Regions from separate parts of the Homo sapiens genome. Here region 2 is linked to region 1. The links are chromatin contacts, found by Hi-C or POLR2A ChIA-PET in ENCODE. All regions are on one chromosome and are shown on one strand. The core of a region is the stretch at or near the end of the contact, and the rest is flanking DNA. Distances in the headings are between cores, read along the strand shown. Region 1 has its middle 37 kb from the start of LINC01010. Region 2 overlaps CT69 (cancer/testis associated transcript 69).

Evidence for each region. A loop is a pair of places that touch in the nucleus more often than their neighbours do. ChIA-PET counts read pairs that join two places held with the same protein, here RNA polymerase II (POLR2A). Pooled maps may share reads with other maps.
Region 2: a loop to region 1 is called in a pooled map of gastrocnemius medialis, with 2.9 times the contacts of the local background. The contact joins two enhancer-like sites. A Hi-C loop is called at or near these places in 2 of 168 maps with a recorded cell type or tissue (gastrocnemius medialis and psoas muscle) and 2 of 50 pooled maps. POLR2A ChIA-PET finds 5 or more read pairs at or near these places in 3 of 52 experiments (MCF 10A, Panc1 and activated T-cell).

Annotation. Positions count from the first base shown.
Region 1 is chr6:134,399,236-134,402,402 of GRCh38, forward strand. No RefSeq gene overlaps it. Among named protein-coding and RNA genes, the nearest start is that of LINC01010, 37 kb to the right of the region's middle. Within about 2 kb of position 1,841, at least 2 of the 41 ENCODE cell types and tissues checked have a DNase peak (open chromatin) inside an H3K27ac peak, as active enhancers do.
Region 2 is chr6:134,458,020-134,460,967 of GRCh38, forward strand. All of the region lies in intron 2 of CT69 (cancer/testis associated transcript 69), which reads right to left. All of the region lies in intron 1 of LINC01010 (long intergenic non-protein coding RNA 1010), which reads left to right. Among named protein-coding and RNA genes, the nearest start is that of CT69, 19 kb to the right of the region's middle. Within about 2 kb of position 1,257, at least 2 of the 41 ENCODE cell types and tissues checked have a DNase peak (open chromatin) inside an H3K27ac peak, as active enhancers do.

The DNA.
Region 1 (3,167 bases), core at 591-3,090:
AGCAAAGAAAAGCAAATGGCCAGGTACAGTGGCTCATACCTGTAATCCCAGTACTTTAGGAGGCGAAGGCAGGAGGATAGCTTGAGCCTAGGAGTATAGCTTGAGCCCAGGAGTTCGAGATCAATCTGGGCAACATAGTGAAACCTCATCTCTATTAAAAAAATACAAAACTTAGATGGGTTTGGTGGTATGTGCCTATGGTCCCAGCTACTCAGGAGGCTGAGGTGGGAGAATTGCCTGGGCCCAGGAAGTTGAGGGAGCAGTGAGCTGAGATCATGCCACTGCACTCCAGCCTAGGTAACAGAGTGAAACCCCATCTCAGAAATAAATAAATAAGAAAAGCAAAGAAATATGTTTCAGTTATTAAATATATGTCATTATCAAGTATGTTCCTAAGAAGAGAGAATTTCCAATTAGACTAGACATCATGAGAACGGGATCTTCCGCTTAATCTTTTTTTTTTTTTTTTTCTTTGAGCTAGGGTTTCTCTCTGTTGTCCAGGCTGGAGTGCAGTGGTGTGATAATAGCTCACTGCAGCCTCAACTTCCCAGGCTCAAGCAATCTTCTCACCTCAACCTCCTGAGTAGCAGGGCCTATAAGGCAGGCACCACTAGACCTGGCTAATTTTTGTATTTTTCTGTAGAGACAGGGCCTCACCTTGTTGCACCACCTGGTCTCAAACTCCTGGGCTCAAATGATCTGCCTGGCTCGGTCTCCCAAAGTGTTGGGATTACGAGCGTGATAGTCAGTAGTCCCTACAGTCAGCTCATGCAGGACACTGTGAGCCACTGTGCCCCGCCTAAAATTTTAAACATCTGATAATCGGGAGAAATTTTCCATGGACTAGCCCTGGCTCCATATGTCTCAAACCTTGTGTGTCCTCCGTGGTTGGTAACCTTGTGGTGCCAAGCACTACTAGGAACATTCGCAGTGAGGCAGCCTCTGGCCCAGCACTTTCATGTCTCAGTGCTGGCTGGGTGGGCCCAGTGGATAGTCAGAGCCTGCCTAGGAGCCACTCCTACACTAGGACAACTGGCATTAACCACGTGGAAGTGATCATGAACTATAGAAACATATACCAGTAAAACCAAATAAATGTGTCCTCAACTAAACTTCCCTTCAGCCGCATCTCAAAAACATATGTAGCTGCTCCAGCTTCACTGAACTACGGAACTCTGATATAGGAAATTTCTACCTGGATTAGATGTAAGAGTTTTAACAAACTATAGCAAAAGTATATTATTACTGCAACTTTTATAAAGCATATAACCATGTGAACACATTGCCAGGGTTTCTCCCAAAGTCTTGGAAGAGACCGATGAAAGTGATGGGCTAGGAAGATTAATCTCTCTCTTTCAAACTCTTTTTTTCTATCCCAGGGCTTCATAAGCCCATAAGGCATTTAAGCACCTGCTTTAGAGGAGGAAGCTGTGTTTTCTTTACTTTTAGAGGATGGGGTCACTAAGCCTAAATGCCACTGGTCCACTTGGGGGCAGTTATCCAATTCTGATCTGACCCCAATTATTGCTTTTTACTCTATCATGACTAACTAGGAAATTAGCCTAACAATTCTCATGAAAACGAGTGATTGTGCTTTTCCTGTCCTTTTAATACCCAACTTAGTTTTAAAAGAATATTTTGATGCTTAATTTAGAAAAAAATAACAGTAATATCAGAATATTCACCATGTAACAAGGGCTTATTGGATAAAACAGATTTTACATATTACTGTGTTTAATCCGCACTCTGCTGTCAAGGAGGCAGGTGGTCATATAGCTGTCTCACCAAATGCAGCAACTGGTTAAGAAAGGTTAAACATCTTGCCCAAGATCACAAACTTGTAAATGGGAGAACTGGTTTTGAAACCTGATCTGTTTGTCCCTAACATCCGTGTTCTTTTATTCTACTTGCTTGTCTTGCTGTGGCAAATCAGAAGAGGGTACACAGATATTCAAAGTGACACAGTGTTCTAGTGACAGTTTCTCTTTAAGGAATTGGAGATGACCCACAATCAGGGAGTGGAGGGATGAATAACCCTTACTCAGTTTGACTTTCTTTTGTTTCTGTCCTATATCATTCAGTTACAAAAAGAGTAAAAGGAAGCCTGGGCAGGTAAAAACAACACATCTCCTTTATAAGAAACAAGCAAACTAGTTGTATTTTAGAAAATACATTTTGATTTCTTTGCTAACGAGGCTGAGCATGCTTCATGTTTTTGTTGTCAAATTATATTAGCTTTTATATACATTGTCTTTTCACGATAAGTACTTTTTCTTCTTTTCTTTTCTTTTTTCTTTTTTTTTCTTTTTTTGAGATGGAGTCTCACTCTGTCACCCAGGCTTGAGTGCAGTGGCACAACCTCGGCTCACTTCTCCTGCCTCAGCCTCCGATGTAGCTGGGATTACAGGCATGCACCAGCACATCCGGCTAATTTTTTGTATTTTTAGTAGAGACAGTGTTTCACTGTGTTGGCGAGGCTGGTCTCGAACTCATGACCTCAGGTGATCTGCCCACCTCGGCCTCCCCAAGTGTTGGGATTACAGGCGTGAGCCACCATGTCCAGCCGATAAGTACATTTTTTAAAGGTTAGGCTGGGCACGGGGGCTCACGCCTGTAATCCCAACTCTTTGGGAGGCCTAGGTGGGTGGATCACCTGGGGTCAGGAGTTCAAGACCAGCTTGGCCAACATGGTGAAAACCCCCATCCCTACTAAAGTACAAAAATTAGCCAGGCATGGTGGTGGGCATCTGTAATCTCAGCTACTCAGGAGGCTGAGGCAGGAGAATCACTTGAACCCTGGAGGCGGAGGTTGCAGTGAGCTGAGATTGCGCCATTGCACTCCAGCCTGCACAATAAGAGTGAAACTCCATCACAAAAAATAGAAAATAAAAAAAAGTCATTAAAATTTACCTGAAATGAAGGAATATTTGTGATGGGTCTGGGCAGGGAATGGAGTAGTGAAAGAAGTGAGAATGGGAAAGAACACTTCCTATCATTCTTAGCCATGATGATAATCTTTTCTCTGTAAGTTCTCGTATACTTGAGAGAACTGAATTTATTTCTCTTGTAAAAACCTTCAAGCCCTTGCTCTCTCTCTTCCTGGCAAAATCTGACCCATGAGTGAGTCTCACTCCTGCTTTGCCACGACCTCACTGAGGGCAGGAACC
Region 2 (2,948 bases), core at 7-2,506, 58 kb after region 1:
CAGTTCTGGAGACTGAGAAGTCCAAGATCAAGGTGATGGCAGATTCAGTGTCTGATGAGGGCTCACTTCCTCACAGACAGCACTTTCTTACCGGCAGGAGGTGCCAGGGGTTTCTCTAGGCCTTTTTTGCAAGAGCACTAGTCCCATTCCTGTGGGCTCTGCCCTCACGTCCTAATCACCTCCCAAACGCCCTGTTGCCTAATCACCTTGGGGATTACGATTTCAATATATAAATTTTGGAGGGACAAAAACCTTCAGTTCATTGCAACTGCTAACCCCTCAATAAATGTAGCAACAAATAGTTAATAATTCCTTATTAATATTTTCTAATTAATCTAGTGATGATTATTCTTAAGGAACACTAGACCAGGATTTTCCAAATTTCCAATTTTTTTCATATCGACCTAAGCAGTGTTAGTTATCCATTTATCATTTACTTGCTGTATATTCCCTCCTATGCTTAAAGACTATCATTAATTTTTTTCTTGAATTTATCTACAGATTTCAAGTATCTTCACATTTTCTCCCAGAACTATTTCTCAAACAGGGAAGTCAGTTTTATTACCCTGCTTCAGGCCTTTACGCAGTCTGGCGAAAGACTGCGCACCTAGTCTACAAGAAACCTGGTCAGTCTAGAGATGGATATAGAGGGGAAAAAAATCAAATTCTTTTTTTAAAAAACATTGAATTGTTCACTGAGTAGTAACAGGCAAAAACCGTGATTGCAAGAATATCTGTGAAGGTTACCATGTTTGCAAAGCCATTTTGAATAACTGTTTGGGGCTCTGCTCTCAAACCCTGGCAGTGGAAAGCAGAGGCCTGGTGAGCCAGGCTCCTCTGCAGCCCCACACCAGGCTCTGCCCATCAGGTACTCCATATCAGAAGAGGGAACTGAAAAGTAGAAACCATACAGAGTCCTTTATTTATATTTTTTACTTGGGAGGTGACAGTGACAACTGGAGCTTCTGGCAGCAGGGGCGGTGGTTCTGGTGTTTGTTTTCCAGTGTCAGCCTAGACTTTGGCTGCCTCTGCCCAGTGGCCGTGCAGTGTCAGGGGAAGCGGCCATGGAGACTTCTGGGCTGTGCTCCTGGGTGCATGGCCTCCAAGGCTGGCTCTCTGGCTTTCTTGCAACAGTTCTGAATGCTGCTCCATTCCTTTGCTGCTTAAAAACGTTGAATGAGTTTGGCTCTTTATAACTGTGTGCCCCAAACCCCAATTTCCTCAACCCCCACACTCCTCCCATTTCCTCATTTCAGTGCATGGTAACTATGTCCTAAGCCAGTTGCTTGGATCCATCCGTGACTTCCCTCTTTCTCTCCATTTCTCTCAATAGCAGCATTAATTATTTTTAGAGACAGGGTCTTGCTCTGTTGCCCAGGCTGTAGTGCAATGCCGAGATCATGGCTCATTGCAGCCTTGACCTCCTGGGCTCAGGGATCCTTCCCATCTCAGCTTCCCAAGTAAATACAGGCACATGTCACCACACCCGGCTCATTTTTAAAACTTTTTAATAGAGATGGGGTCTCACTATGTTGCCCAGGCTAGTCTTGAACTCTTGGCCTCAATTAATTCTCCTGCCTCAGCCTCCCAATATGTTGGAATTACAGGTATAAGCCACTGTGCCCAGCCTTGTCTTTCTCCAGAGGCTGTCACCCCCATAGCCTATTGTTACCCAGGTACTAGAGTGATCTTTCAAAAAGTAAATCAGATTATGCTGCTCCTTTTCTTAGAACCCTCCTCACTCTGATTAAAGAATTCCACTGTGGCCTCCAAGACCCTAAAAGGGCTGCTCCCTTGTTATTTGTCTCTAATTTATCAAGCACCCGCTTCCTTCTGCACTCACTGCTCTCCACACACACTGGCCCCAGGTTTACAACCTTCTCCCAGGCAGCTCCCACACACTGCCCCTTTGCTAGTCTCAGAACACCCCCAGCATGCCACCATCTCAGGGCCTTCTTGTTGGATCTCCTGTGCCCGGAGCTTCCTCCCTCCAAGACACACACTCTCCACCATTTCTGCAGTACCTAACTGCCTTATTTCTTCAAATGCCTTTCCCTAAATCTCCCCAGGTCACCACACGCAGCTCTCTTACTCTGCTCTGTTTTTTTCCACGTCATTTCTTTTTTTAAATTTTCTTTTTTTTTTTCAATCTCCAATGTGACAGTATCCATAGCATTTCTTATCCTTCAAAATATATATCAATTTGCTTATTTCCCAATTGTCTGTCTCTCTCCCTGTTAGAATATAAGCTTCATGAAGGCAGGGACTATCTGATTCCTGCTATACCCTTAGGGTCTAGAATGTTGCCTAGTTCATAGTAACTACTCAAAAAATATTTGTTGCATAATTAAATGAATGAATAAATGAATATGGATGCATACAGCATTCTCTATTGTCTGAGAGTTTATAAGGAGGTCATTACCAGTCACTCAAAGAAATATTGTAGAGGCAGCAACCTTAATGGAAATCAGTCAGAAGCCTTGAAGGAAATGACTGATTTTATCAATGTTCTTCATTTTAATAAAAAAGAAAAGTTTAAGATTTACTAAGGTCTGACTGAAGGCTTTCTTAAGCTTAGTCAGAGATGTCCATGGTACAATTTAAGGGGCACATTATGGAATCACCTGCCCAAACCAACTATTTTCTGTGGTCCATCATAATGTCTAAACTTCTCAGTATTTATTATTTTATTTATTTTACAAATATGCCAGGCCCTATTCTAAGAAGTTGGGATATAGCAATCAACAAGTCAACATCCTGTCCTCATGGAACTTACGTTCTAGTTGGGAACAGACAATAAAGGAAGAAACACATGTATAGCAAGCACCAGGTGGTAAGAAAAGCCAGGAGAAAACTGACAACAGGCAAGGGAGAGGTGGAGGTAGAGATGGGTCTGTGTGGCTTTTAAGACCACAGCTAGGGAAGCCAGTGTTAAGGAGGTCCAGATG